Regions from separate parts of the Homo sapiens genome. Here region 2 is linked to region 1. A link is a contact called in ENCODE Hi-C data. All regions are on one chromosome and are shown on one strand. Each heading gives the region's core, a stretch centred on a gene start or an enhancer-like site at or near the end of the contact. The rest is flanking DNA. Distances are from core to core; before and after follow the strand shown.

Region 1 (5,608 bases), core at 3,109-5,608:
GTTGTGTATCACGATACCTTGTGAAGATTAAATGCAGTCATGTCTAAAGTGACTAGCACAATGCTTAAACATAATAAGCACCAGTAAATATTAGCCCCACACCTATATTTCTTCCTTCTATGAACTACTCATGTATTAATGTATATATTCGACAGATGTGCCTGGCTTTTCTCTAGCCACTGGAAATACAATAGTCAACAAAAGAGAGAAAAATTCCTACCTGCCCTTAGGGAGATTACATTCCAGTGAGGAAATGAGCAATTCCTGCCAAGAAGTTTAAAGAAGGAAGTTTTTGGCCAAATGTGGAGGCTCACACATTTAATCCCAACATTTTGGGAGGCCAGTGCTGGAGGATTGCTTGAGCCCAGGAGTTCAAGACCAGCTTGGGCAACATAGCAAGACCCTGGCTCTACAAAAAATAAAAAGTTAGCTGGGCATGGATGGCACTCCCAGCTTCTAGGGAGGCTGAGGCAGTAGGAATACTTGAGCTCAAGAGTTAAGAGGCTGCAGTGAGCTATGACTGCGCCACCGCACTCCAGCCTAGGCAACAGAGCAAGCCTTTGTCTCTCTCTCTCTCTCTCTCTCTCTCTATATATATATATATAAGTTTTAAAGAAAAAGGGGTGATGGCTTGAAGATAGATGCATTGGTGGCAGAAAAGAAAGCATGGAGGGGCCGGGCGCAGCGGCTCACACCTGTAATCCCAGCACTTCGGGAGGCCAAGGCGGGTGGATCACGAGGTCAGGAGATTGAGACCATCCTGGCTAACACGGTGAAACCCCGTCTCTACTAAAAAAATACAAAAACTTAGCCGGGCTTGGTGGCGGGCGCCTTTGGTCCCAGCTACTGGGAAGGCTGAGGCAGGAGAATGGCGTGAACCTGGGAAGCGGAGCTTGCAGTGAGCCGAGATCGCGCCACTGCACTGCAGCCCCGGGGGACAGAGCGAGACCCCGTCTCAAAAAAAAAAAAAAAAAGAAAAGAAAGAAAGCAAGAAAGCATGGAGGAACGGAAGCCAATTGCAGTATTGCAGGAAGGAGGTATGAAATGGCTTGGATCTGAGTGACAGCAACGTAACAGAGGAGTGGATCCAGGAAGAGCGGGGCATGATACCCATTGGATCTGAGATGGAAGAGTTAGTTAGGAAGTGGCAATGATGAAAGTTTCCAATCTTGTTGTTTTGCTGTATTGCCCTGAATAGACAGGGAAGCTGGCAGGGGAAGCGATGGTGGTTCATGGGCTTTAGGGCGTGAGACGAGCTAAACCCAGTCTTGAATGTGATTCCTCCTAAGAGGCAAAATGGAATCTAAATGAAAATTTTTAACTCACTAATGAAAGTAATGTTTTAGAATGCAGGTGAAAACAAATCTCCCTTCTTACATAGTATGATCACTGTTACGTCATTTGATTTTGTTTTTTACATCATTTTACATCGTAAACATGGTGTTATAGCTGTCTGCCAAATTCCTCTAAAAATATGCCCCTTCGCAGCAAGATCTGTGTTAATCATCCCATCTCTTCAGTTCCTGGAACACAGTAGGTCCCTAAATGATAAGTCCAGCACTTAATATTTGTGAATTGAACTGGTTGATAGTAAGCAAAATTTTGTTATCAAGGCAAACAGAAAAGAGAAGTGCATTTAGAGTCAGAAAGGCCTCGATTCAAATTCTTGTCCCCTTCTTCCCACCCCTGCTAGTCATACAACCACAAGAAAATTGCTAGCCTGCATCTTAGGCTCCTCATTAGTGAAATGGATGATCAAGTCTATCTTGCAGGAGGGTGTGAGTGCATCAAGTTAAATTAAATATATACACAGTGTCTGTCATTCAGTTGGCATCGACATTACCTATTATACTATTTATTATTATTACCTGTATTTCCATGGATTTTAGGTTTTGCTATGGTTTTCATGCTCTCAGTGTACCCTCCTTCTTCTTTCTAACATTCCATCCAAACAGTCCTGCTAGATGCTGTTCTCTTGGCATGGCTAGCCAGCTTTCCCAAAGCCTCCATAGGCCACTAAGCTTCTGTCCACACGGCTGGCTGGTCCGTCAGTTTAAGTCACCCAATTCAACTGACATCATGACAGCTTGCAAATTCCAAAATCACTGTTGGTAATTTAGATGTGGTAGTGTTTATGCCTGGCCTATGAATTATACCACCACGTCTTTATTTATATGCAACTTGCATCATGCTGTGTTGAAAGCAGCTTCCCAGTCCAGCACTTGAAAATACTTCTCAGATAGGTTTTCATAGCAATTAAAAAATAAACACAAAACCCGGGAAAGCTATGTCTGTGTACCCAAAAGATACCTAAGAACACAGTAGCATAGAGAGCAGGCTGAGTTGTCTCACTCAAGGATGTGAGTTCAGATTCATTGATCTCCCTGACTGAAAACTATCACCCATTGATTGAGGCACTGTATATCTTATCTCAGAATGAAATGAATTCTTAAGTCTCATGAATTCTACATGAATGAATGAAAGTGTTTCTGCAACTTTCACTTCTCTTGCAGCCCACCAAAAACAATGGCATTTTCTAATAGGAAAAACACATTGAACGCTGTATATGTGCGTATGTATATGTGTGTGTAGTACATACATATACTTTATTTTGAGACAGGTTCTCACTCTGTTGCACAGGGTGGAGTGCAGTGGTGTGCACAGCCTACTGCAGCCTCAATTTCCCAGGCTCAAGCAATCCCCCTGCCTTAGTCTCCCAAGTAGCTGGGACCACAGGTGTGCACCATCACGCCTGGCTTTTTTTGGTTTCATATATATATGTTGCCTAAGCTGGTCTCAAACTCCTGATCTCAAGCAATCCTCCTGCTTTGGCCTCCCAAAGTGCTGGGACTACAGAACACCTACACTTTTATACATTCTATATGCATCAAACAAACATATGTCTGTGACAAGAGAGCAGCCTATCACAGCCCAGAGACTTCAGAATGGGGACAGGTTGGAAGGAGGAGCTACCTATCCCTGAGATGATGAAGAGGACCAGTGCCCATTCCAGGAGACATCACCGCAGCCCTGAGGAATCGGCTATGGGCACCAGCAGGGCACAGTGCCACACCTCGCCAATGCCTTGTCCTCCTTTTCCATAGTGAGTCAGTCAGCAAGCGTCGCATTGCCCTGGGATCGGCACTGCACGTAGAAGTGAGTTCCACACTCTCTTCCTCCCATAGGGAGATCACTTTTCTCATTCTAAGGGTTCCAGGCACACTCACAATGGTGGCATTTGCTGAGCAGTGGCTTGAATAAAGGGCTCTCAGAAAGCAAGATGTAACTCAGAGCATAGGCTTGTCCTCCAGGGCACCCAGCCCCAGGAATGCTCTTGGGGAATGACCTGCAGCCTCCCAGTGAAAGAGAGAATAAAAGAAAGCCCCAGCAGGCGAGCTGGGCAGTAGAGAGTCCTGTAATTCCACCTTGGCAAGCACCATTTGCAAGAACGAACTGGGATAAGGTAAACAAAATATTGCCTAAAAGAGGCTTGTCCAAAGAAGTCAGAATACGCTCTTCATTTACCTCTAAATTATGTTTCTTAAATACCAAGTAACCTGCAGTACCCCCTGCCGCCACCAAAAAAAAAGAGAGAAATACTTTTTTTTCTCCTATCCACTGCAGAATCAATTTTACAGTGGTTCTGCAGTTAATCCTTTCAGTACACCATAAATCTAAATACTCAAAAAAACCTGTGCCTTTTCAATTGCTACTAAATCACGAGAAGACTGATTTACATAGTCTCCTTTTATCTCCCTTGGCGGGTAAGTACTCAGCTCTGCTCGTTACTAATATTGAAACAACAGCCCTTGAATTGAGTGATTTCCCTAGAAAGGTTAAGGTGACCGAATCTGAACACTCCCTCCATGTCTTGGACACGAAGTTTTTTGCTGCGTAGACAGTTTTATCCCCCTCACCCCAAGGTCAATTGCACGAATTCTTTTGGAAAACAGGACCTATGGCATTTCCCAGACAAATCACCGTGAACCCTGTACTGTGCATTGCTGTCCTAAAATTAACACATAAATCTATTGCCGCCAAAGATTCTGTCATTTGTGTTACATAATTGCCTTTCATTTGAACTCATTAATCAAATTGGGGTTTTTAAGCAACACCTAATTAATTCTTTAACTGGCTCATATTATACCTTTAATGACTTCCACCAGGGTAAAAACCACTGATCACTGAGTTCTATTTTGAAACTACGGACGTCGAGTTTCCTCTTTCACCCAGAATTTTCAGATCTTGTTTAAAAAGTTGGGTGTGGTTTCATGGGGGGAGGGGGAAGAGCGAGAGGAGACCAGAGGGACGGGGGCGGGGACTCTGCAAGAAAAACCTTCCCGGTGCAATCGTGATCTGGGAGGCCCACGTATGGCGCCTCTCCAAAGGCTGCAGAAGTTTCTTGCTAACAAAAAGTCCGCACATTCGAGCAAAGACAGGCTTTAGCGAGTTATTAAAAACTTAGGGGCGCTCTTGTCCCCCACAGGGCCCGACCGCACACAGCAAGGCGATGGCCCAGCTGTAAGTTGGTAGCACTGAGAACTAGCAGCGCGCGCGGAGCCCGCTGAGACTTGAATCAATCTGGTCTAACGGTTTCCCCTAAACCGCTAGGAGCCCTCAATCGGCGGGACAGCAGGGCGCGGTGAGTCACCGCCGGTGACTAAGCGACCCCACCCCTCTCCCTCGGGCTTTCCTCTGCCACCGCCGTCTCGCAACTCCCGCCGTCCGAAGCTGGACTGAGCCCGTTAGGTCCCTCGACAGAACCTCCCCTCCCCCCAACATCTCTCCGCCAAGGCAAGTCGATGGACAGAGGCGCGGGCCGGAGCAGCCCCCCTTTCCAAGCGGGCGGCGCGCGAGGCTGCGGCGAGGCCTGAGCCCTGCGTTCCTGCGCTGTGCGCGCCCCCACCCCGCGTTCCAATCTCAGGCGCTCTTTGTTTCTTTCTCCGCGACTTCAGATCTGAGGGATTCCTTACTCTTTCCTCTTCCCGCTCCTTTGCCCGCGGGTCTCCCCGCCTGACCGCAGCCCCGAGACCGCCGCGCACCTCCTCCCACGCCCCTTTGGCGTGGTGCCACCGGACCCCTCTGGTTCAGTCCCAGGCGGACCCCCCCCTCACCGCGCGACCCCGCCTTTTTCAGCACCCCAGGGTGAGCCCAGCTCAGACTATCATCCGGAAAGCCCCCAAAAGTCCCAGCCCAGCGCTGAAGTAACGGGACCATGCCCAGTCCCAGGCCCCGGAGCAGGAAGGCTCGAGGGCGCCCCCACCCCACCCGCCCACCCTCCCCGCTTCTCGCTAGGTCCCTATTGGCTGGCGCGCTCCGCGGCTGGGATGGCAGTGGGAGGGGACCCTCTTTCCTAACGGGGTTATAAAAACAGCGCCCTCGGCGGGGTCCAGTCCTCTGCCACTCTCGCTCCGAGGTCCCCGCGCCAGAGACGCAGCCGCGCTCCCACCACCCACACCCACCGCGCCCTCGTTCGCCTCTTCTCCGGGAGCCAGTCCGCGCCACCGCCGCCGCCCAGGCCATCGCCACCCTCCGCAGCCATGTCCACCAGGTCCGTGTCCTCGTCCTCCTACCGCAGGATGTTCGGCGGCCCGGGCACCGCGAGCCG
Region 2 (5,943 bases), core at 1,479-3,978, 5.1 Mb after region 1:
CATGGAGTTCCATGAGCTCTTCAATCTAAAGGAATATCTTCCTTCAGCGTTATTTGCACAAAAGCAAAAGTACTTATACAATCTGAAAAAGAAAATATTGTAATTCATAACACTAACAAATGCAGCAATGAGGCCTGTGGGAAAAGCTGACCACATAGATCCGGTAAAAGCCCTAGCCTATTTAATTGTAATCACAATAAAGGGACCAATATTAAATTTGTTTCTAAAAATATTAACCAGTTCAAAGGATATCAAATGTACTTGAAACTCTAAAACATTGTTTAAAAAGGTAACTTCTAGTTCTTCAAATGATTTCTAGATTCTCAAAAAGAAAAATAAATTTATCAGCATTGTCTACCTAATATTTGCAGTTTAGGAGGCAAGATATATTGTTAATGTGAAGATGGTTGCATCTGTATTTTGTTGTTTTCAGCTGCACATAATTGTTCTTTTAAAAGGCTTTTGGGAAGCCAAATTTAGTTTACTGGCTTTGAGCATGCAGAATTTTTTAAAGTTTAGTCAAAGTTCCAATGCTGTTTTGAGTAAAGCAAAATTTTAAACAGTATTTTCATACTTTCAGAATATGTTCATATGTAGTTTTTCTAACATAAAATGCATTGATCTTTATGGCTGTAACCAAGAGAGTCTACATCTGGGTAGTCATGCCTTTTGATGATCATACTTCCATGTATTTCAATGACTTGTCAAAGACACACGTTTGAAACACTCGATCCTGTGCCTCCTTCAAAGGAAGTTTAAATAAATATACCTGTAGTAGGAAAATTCCGTTTTTCTAGCATTAGAACACATTATGGTGAAAATTTTTGTGAGCTTAAAATGTGCCCATCACTTAGGCCTAACACATGAATATACTTAGGCCTAAGAGGAGGAAACATTCTAAGAGAAAGTACTTATACATGGGCAACAAAGTAATATGACAGCTATTATGGAAACAATCCTTCTGAATTTCCTAACTTTCATGCCCACAAATTGACAACCACTTGTGTTTATTTTTCTTTTAAAATAATATTTTAAAATCTATGTCCATGATTAATACTCTCTTTTTTGACACTAAATTGAGTATTAGAGTTATCAACTCAAATTCTATTAGAGTATTAATAATCAACGTTACACTAGGTCATAAAATACATGTGTAATAAACATAATAAGCTTGGGTGTTGTTAATATTGTTGAACATTTACACAACTCTGTCCTGACTATTCTCTATGTAATCAGGTATCATGAAGTTTTTCAACTGACATTTTACTACTAATGAGAAACAAATTAGGAAGATGAGTGATGGGAAGAAAAGATGAACATGATTAATAGGTGCTTGTTTCATAAAGACTCTAGGGAGACTTTTAAATCCTTCACTGCTACTATATTCTCACCGAGTGAGGAGCCACTGCACGTGCCTTTTAAAGCTTTCAAAGGAGGGCTGAGTAGTTACTCAATCTGTTACTGATGCTTACTCCATTTGCATCCTGTTGTGAAATGAGGTACACTTTATGTATTGGTGCCAAGGTAAATGTCAACTGTATCCATCAAAAATTTTTAAAACAGACATCTAAGTTAGAAAAAGAAAATAATGTTTCACTTTGGGTCTAATGTTGCAAATAATCGCTCCTGAAGACTAAAACATCTTTGTTGTTCCGCATCCCTTCCCTCCACCCTTCAAGAACTTGCATTTTTTAACTTTTCAAGTGCTTTTGATTAAAAATACCTAATCTACTTTGCTTCACGGGTTTTTTAAAGAATCATTCTTGTTCTCTAAACCAACTTCGTAGAAATAGAGAGGAAGTTAAACTTTATACAGTATTTGAATCTTTAAAGGTATGAGCATCCTAAACAGTAACTCACTTCTAATAAAGATCTTGCCATTCCTAACTGTACTTTACTAAGGTAGCTGTTTAATAAAAACGTATTTATGCAGATTCTATAGAGCAACTAAAACGGGACCCATAGATGTGGTGAGTAGCACAAAATGTGTATGGCAGTTGGCTTTATTTGCAGCGGCATATAAAATTGTTAATAATCCTGTCAAATCTGTTCATGAATAATTTATTAATCCGATTGCTGGAGTGCAGTGCATACAGGAACTCTATGTATGCGTGCATGTGTACACACCCCCCATGCAGGAAGGACACTACTGCCGTATTCCAGAAATGACAAAAAAAAAAAAGTAAAAATAAGCAAGAATCACATAATTAGATGTCTTACAGTCTCATAAAAGGGCAGTGCTGCGAGGTTAAGCTGGTGAGCTAAAAAACAAACAAAACAAACAAAAAACCACAAAAGCAAAATCCAGTTGCCTGAGATCGGAGCTTCCCGCAGGATTCGCGCAGAGCGAGGAGCGGGGAGGACGCCGTTTGCGGGAGGCGGGGGCCGGGATCCCGACACCGTCCGCAGTCTCCCCGGGGTCTCTCAGGGAACCGAGCTGGTGGCCGTCCGAGGTAAGCGCCGAACCAAGGAGAAAGCGCCGAGCGCGTCCACAAAACGCCCGAGGCCGCCCTTCTCGCCAAGGCTCGGCAGCTCCCGCGGCCTGCGCTGGACAAGCGAGAGCTGGACGGAAACGGTGGGAGGCCGTAGGCGGCGGCTGGGGGCGCGGGACCCGCGCGCGGGCGCGGAGGCGGGCGGGGAGGCCCCGCAGCCCGCGCCGCCGCCAGCCGCCCCGAGCCGCGTGCGCGCGCGGCCGCATCAGCTGAGCGCGCGGCGCGTGTCACGTGGTGTGCGTGTCGAAGGTCACGGCGCGCTCACAATGGAGCTCTCGGAGTCTGTGCAGAAAGGCTTCCAGATGCTGGCGGATCCCCGCTCCTTCGACTCCAACGCCTTCACGCTTCTCCTCCGGGCGGCATTCCAGAGTCTGCTGGACGCCCAGGCGGACGAGGCCGTGTTAGGTAAGCCGCTCGGCTCGGCTCGGAGCTGGATCCGCCGGGGTGGAGGGGCGCTCGGAGAAGAGGAGCCGGCGGAGCGAGAAGGGGAAAGCCCCGGGAAGAGGAAGTCTCCGGGCTTTGCCCTTCGCTCCGGACGGAGTGTTGGGGACGTGGCTCTGCCAGGACTCGGAGCAGACTCTGAGCATTGTTTTGGCCCCACTTGGCACCTGCATAGAGCCAACTCCACGTTCCTGGCCCGGTTTCCCTCCCAGTCTCTTTGTTCTTTTGTAAAGCCGGTGTTCAAGTCTTGTTTGTGGCCTAAACATCTAAGGTGTTTAGCCTTGTCTGAGGCTGCGGCTGTTTTGACAGTTGGACTTCATCTGGGGAGCTCCCTGCAATTCAAGCTTCCAGGGCTAGGCTAGCAAAGGTTTAAGGGTCTGTTTCCGAAGTAATTACTAGGTCAGACAGTGTTGACATTTGCCAACTTAGAGCATACCTCAAGTTGCTATGATCACTCCAGCGCTCTAGTTCAGCATGTTTACACAGGTTCTACGCCTAGAACCTTAAACTATGATGCACAATACTTTGTTCCGCCCCAGTTACCAGGATGCGAGTGTCTTTTAAGCGATCCGGTCAGTGACTGCGGAGGTGCAGTGTCAGTATGGATTGAAGACATATTTTAAGACCGATCGCTTTTAGATGATTTTCTTAAATATAAATATCCCAACAATTCAAATTTTTGTTTTTTTTCTGTAGTTTCATGAACTAAACACTTGTACAAAAAGTATGAAAGTGGAAGTTCTTAAACGAAAATAGTAACCACCACCTGGGTTAATCTCAAAAAAAAAATGACTGTCAAACCCTGAAAGTACTAATATAATTTTGAAATTTGTATCTTATATTCTGAACTCATGCCCTACCTTCTACCCCCTTGATGTATTTGTTCATGGAGCCGGTTACCCTAAACTCATCATTTTTAGGATGGAAGTTTATTCTAAAATTGACACAATGTAAAATATTTATCTTGTTTTTCCTTTGAATTTACTCCAGTGTTAGAATGACCATTGCATTGTTATATTTTCTTTGGGGGCTATAATATTTTTTAATAGTAAAAATATTAAGGCAAAATAAGTTAATTGAAGCTAGTAATAGTAGAGTTCTTGTTGTGTTCTTTTTATTGTTTTTCACTTGATCTTGTTGCTCATCTCATTTACTTATAATTGACTGTCCTTATAGTTGATGTTTTTAATCTTGTTAAAGGGTTTTTAAACCCAAATTAAAATATCCTTTTTGGAACATGACTGTAAAGAATTTATTATCATAGGCATCACTGGAAGTTAATTTATTTTAGATCATCCAGACTTGAAACATATCGACCCAGTGGTTTTAAAACATTGTCATGCAGCAGCTGCAACTTACATACTAGAGGCAGGAAAGCACCGAGCTGACAAGTCAACTCTAAGGTACAGGATTTATTTAAATATCCATTTATTTTCAAATACTACCTTAATGATTTCAATTTCAGTTTTAAAAATGGAGACAGAACTTTGGCTTTTTTTTTCTTTCTTCTAGCACTTATCTAGAAGACTGTAAATTTGACAGAGAGCGAATAGAACTGTTTTGCACGGAATATCAGGTTACTTACTTTAAAATTTTTAATTAACAGTACTATTTTTCTTTTACTTTGTTTGTAAAGATGTTTTTTTTTCTTTCTTTCTTGCTTTCTTTTTTCTCTCCAGAATAATAAGAATTCCCTAGAAATCCTACTGGGAAGGTAGGTACTGTATAAGGTGTCAAGCTGAGGCACTTTTCACTTGCAGGTATGAATGGAGAGTGTTGGTGTGAAACAAGATCTTCGGGATCTTGACCCAAAGAAAAGGAGCCAAAGGGCATGTCAAGCAATTGAAGTTAAGCTCATGTTTTTAAAGATCGTTTATTGAGATGATTTTGAAATGCTCCTTTACCATTCATAATTTAAAAATAAAGTTTAACAATGGTTTAAATTCAGAATGGATTAAAATGGAGTTGGGGGTGGAAAGTAGAGCCATTCTTAGTAAATATAAATAACTGAAAAGTTCTTCTGAGGAGACTATGTACGAAGTTATCATTGCATCTTTCAGTATAGGCAGATCTCTCCCTCATATAACGGATGTTTCTTGGCGCTTGGAATATCAGATAAAGGTAAAGTTTAAGAAACTTCTCTAGCGGGGGATTTAGGGAACTTCTTAAAACCTAGAGTTAAAAGCTGTTGCGTGTTTGTTGTGTTATTTTAGACCAATCAACTTCATAGGATGTACAGACCTGCATATTTGGTGACCTTAAGTGTACAGGTATTTATAGATAAGTCTTATCCAATAATGAAATTTATAATTTCATTGATTTAAATAAACAGCGTTTCTTGTTGCGTGTTTTTTTTCCTGCCCTAGAACACTGATTCCCCATCCTATCCAGAGATTAGTTTTAGTTGCAGCATGGAACAATTACAGGTACAGTATTAGGATCTATAAATATTCCTGTCTTTTTATAAATGTTTACTTGAGAGTTATACTCTTGGGAAGTTCAAAAGAAAATTAATCTAACCATTTGTCAGCAGATAATGAAGATTGGTTAAGGATTTAATGGGAAAGGGGCATCAAAAGTAGTATTTTAAGATAGGCTTCACTTGAAATTAAGATGTTATTAATAGAGAATTGGTCTGTATTTGCTGTTCTTGCTGATTGAAATAAACTTCTGTAGTGTTTAGTGTAAATTTCTTCTATTCATGATGAGTTTGGTCCAATAAGATAAACAAAATTAAGAGCATGGCTTTGAAAATGTCTTTGCTTTCAGAAATTGAATTAAACTGTCAAAATTGGATTTTGAAACTTTTTAAATGACTTTATAAAGGGGGAAGTATACATAACATTCTAAAACTGTTTATATTGCCCATTTAAGACTGGGAAAATTCAAAACTACATTTATTAGTGGATATGACAACGAATTTATTTCATAGTTTTTAAAAAATGAAGCTCATTACTGGAAATTTAAGTGAAATTGAATTTTTCAAAGGCATCTTCTGCAGAGTCGTTTT

The links. Hi-C counts contacts between places; a loop is a spot of excess contacts on that map. Pooled maps may share reads with other maps.
Region 2: a pooled map shows a loop between it and region 1 (5-fold over the local background). The contact joins the promoter of COMMD3-BMI1 here to the promoter of VIM in region 1. A Hi-C loop is called at or near these places in 2 of 168 maps with a recorded cell type or tissue (naive thymus-derived CD4-positive, alpha-beta T cell and vagina) and 7 of 50 pooled maps.

The regions. Positions count from the first base shown.
Region 1 is chr10:17,223,883-17,229,490 of GRCh38, forward strand. VIM (vimentin) reads left to right here and starts at 4,359. Exons shown (of 10, transcript NM_003380.5): 1 at 4,359-4,642; 2 at 5,394-5,608. The coding sequence starts at 5,541. It overlaps VIM-AS1 (VIM antisense RNA 1), which reads right to left. Exons shown (of 3, transcript NR_108061.1): 1 at 5,463-5,608. RefSeq lists a silencer at 2,838-3,052.
Region 2 is chr10:22,313,660-22,319,602 of GRCh38, forward strand. COMMD3-BMI1 (COMMD3-BMI1 readthrough) reads left to right here and starts at 2,729. Exons shown (of 14, transcript NM_001204062.2): 1 at 2,729-2,897; 2 at 4,225-4,336; 3 at 4,446-4,509; 4 at 4,613-4,647; 5 at 5,300-5,359. The coding sequence starts at 2,759. COMMD3 (COMM domain containing 3) reads left to right here and starts at 2,729. Exons shown (of 8, transcript NM_012071.4): 1 at 2,729-2,897; 2 at 4,225-4,336; 3 at 4,446-4,509; 4 at 4,613-4,647; 5 at 4,994-5,054; 6 at 5,147-5,203; 7 at 5,300-5,359. The coding sequence starts at 2,759. RefSeq lists a silencer at 2,587-2,706 and an enhancer at 2,977-3,276.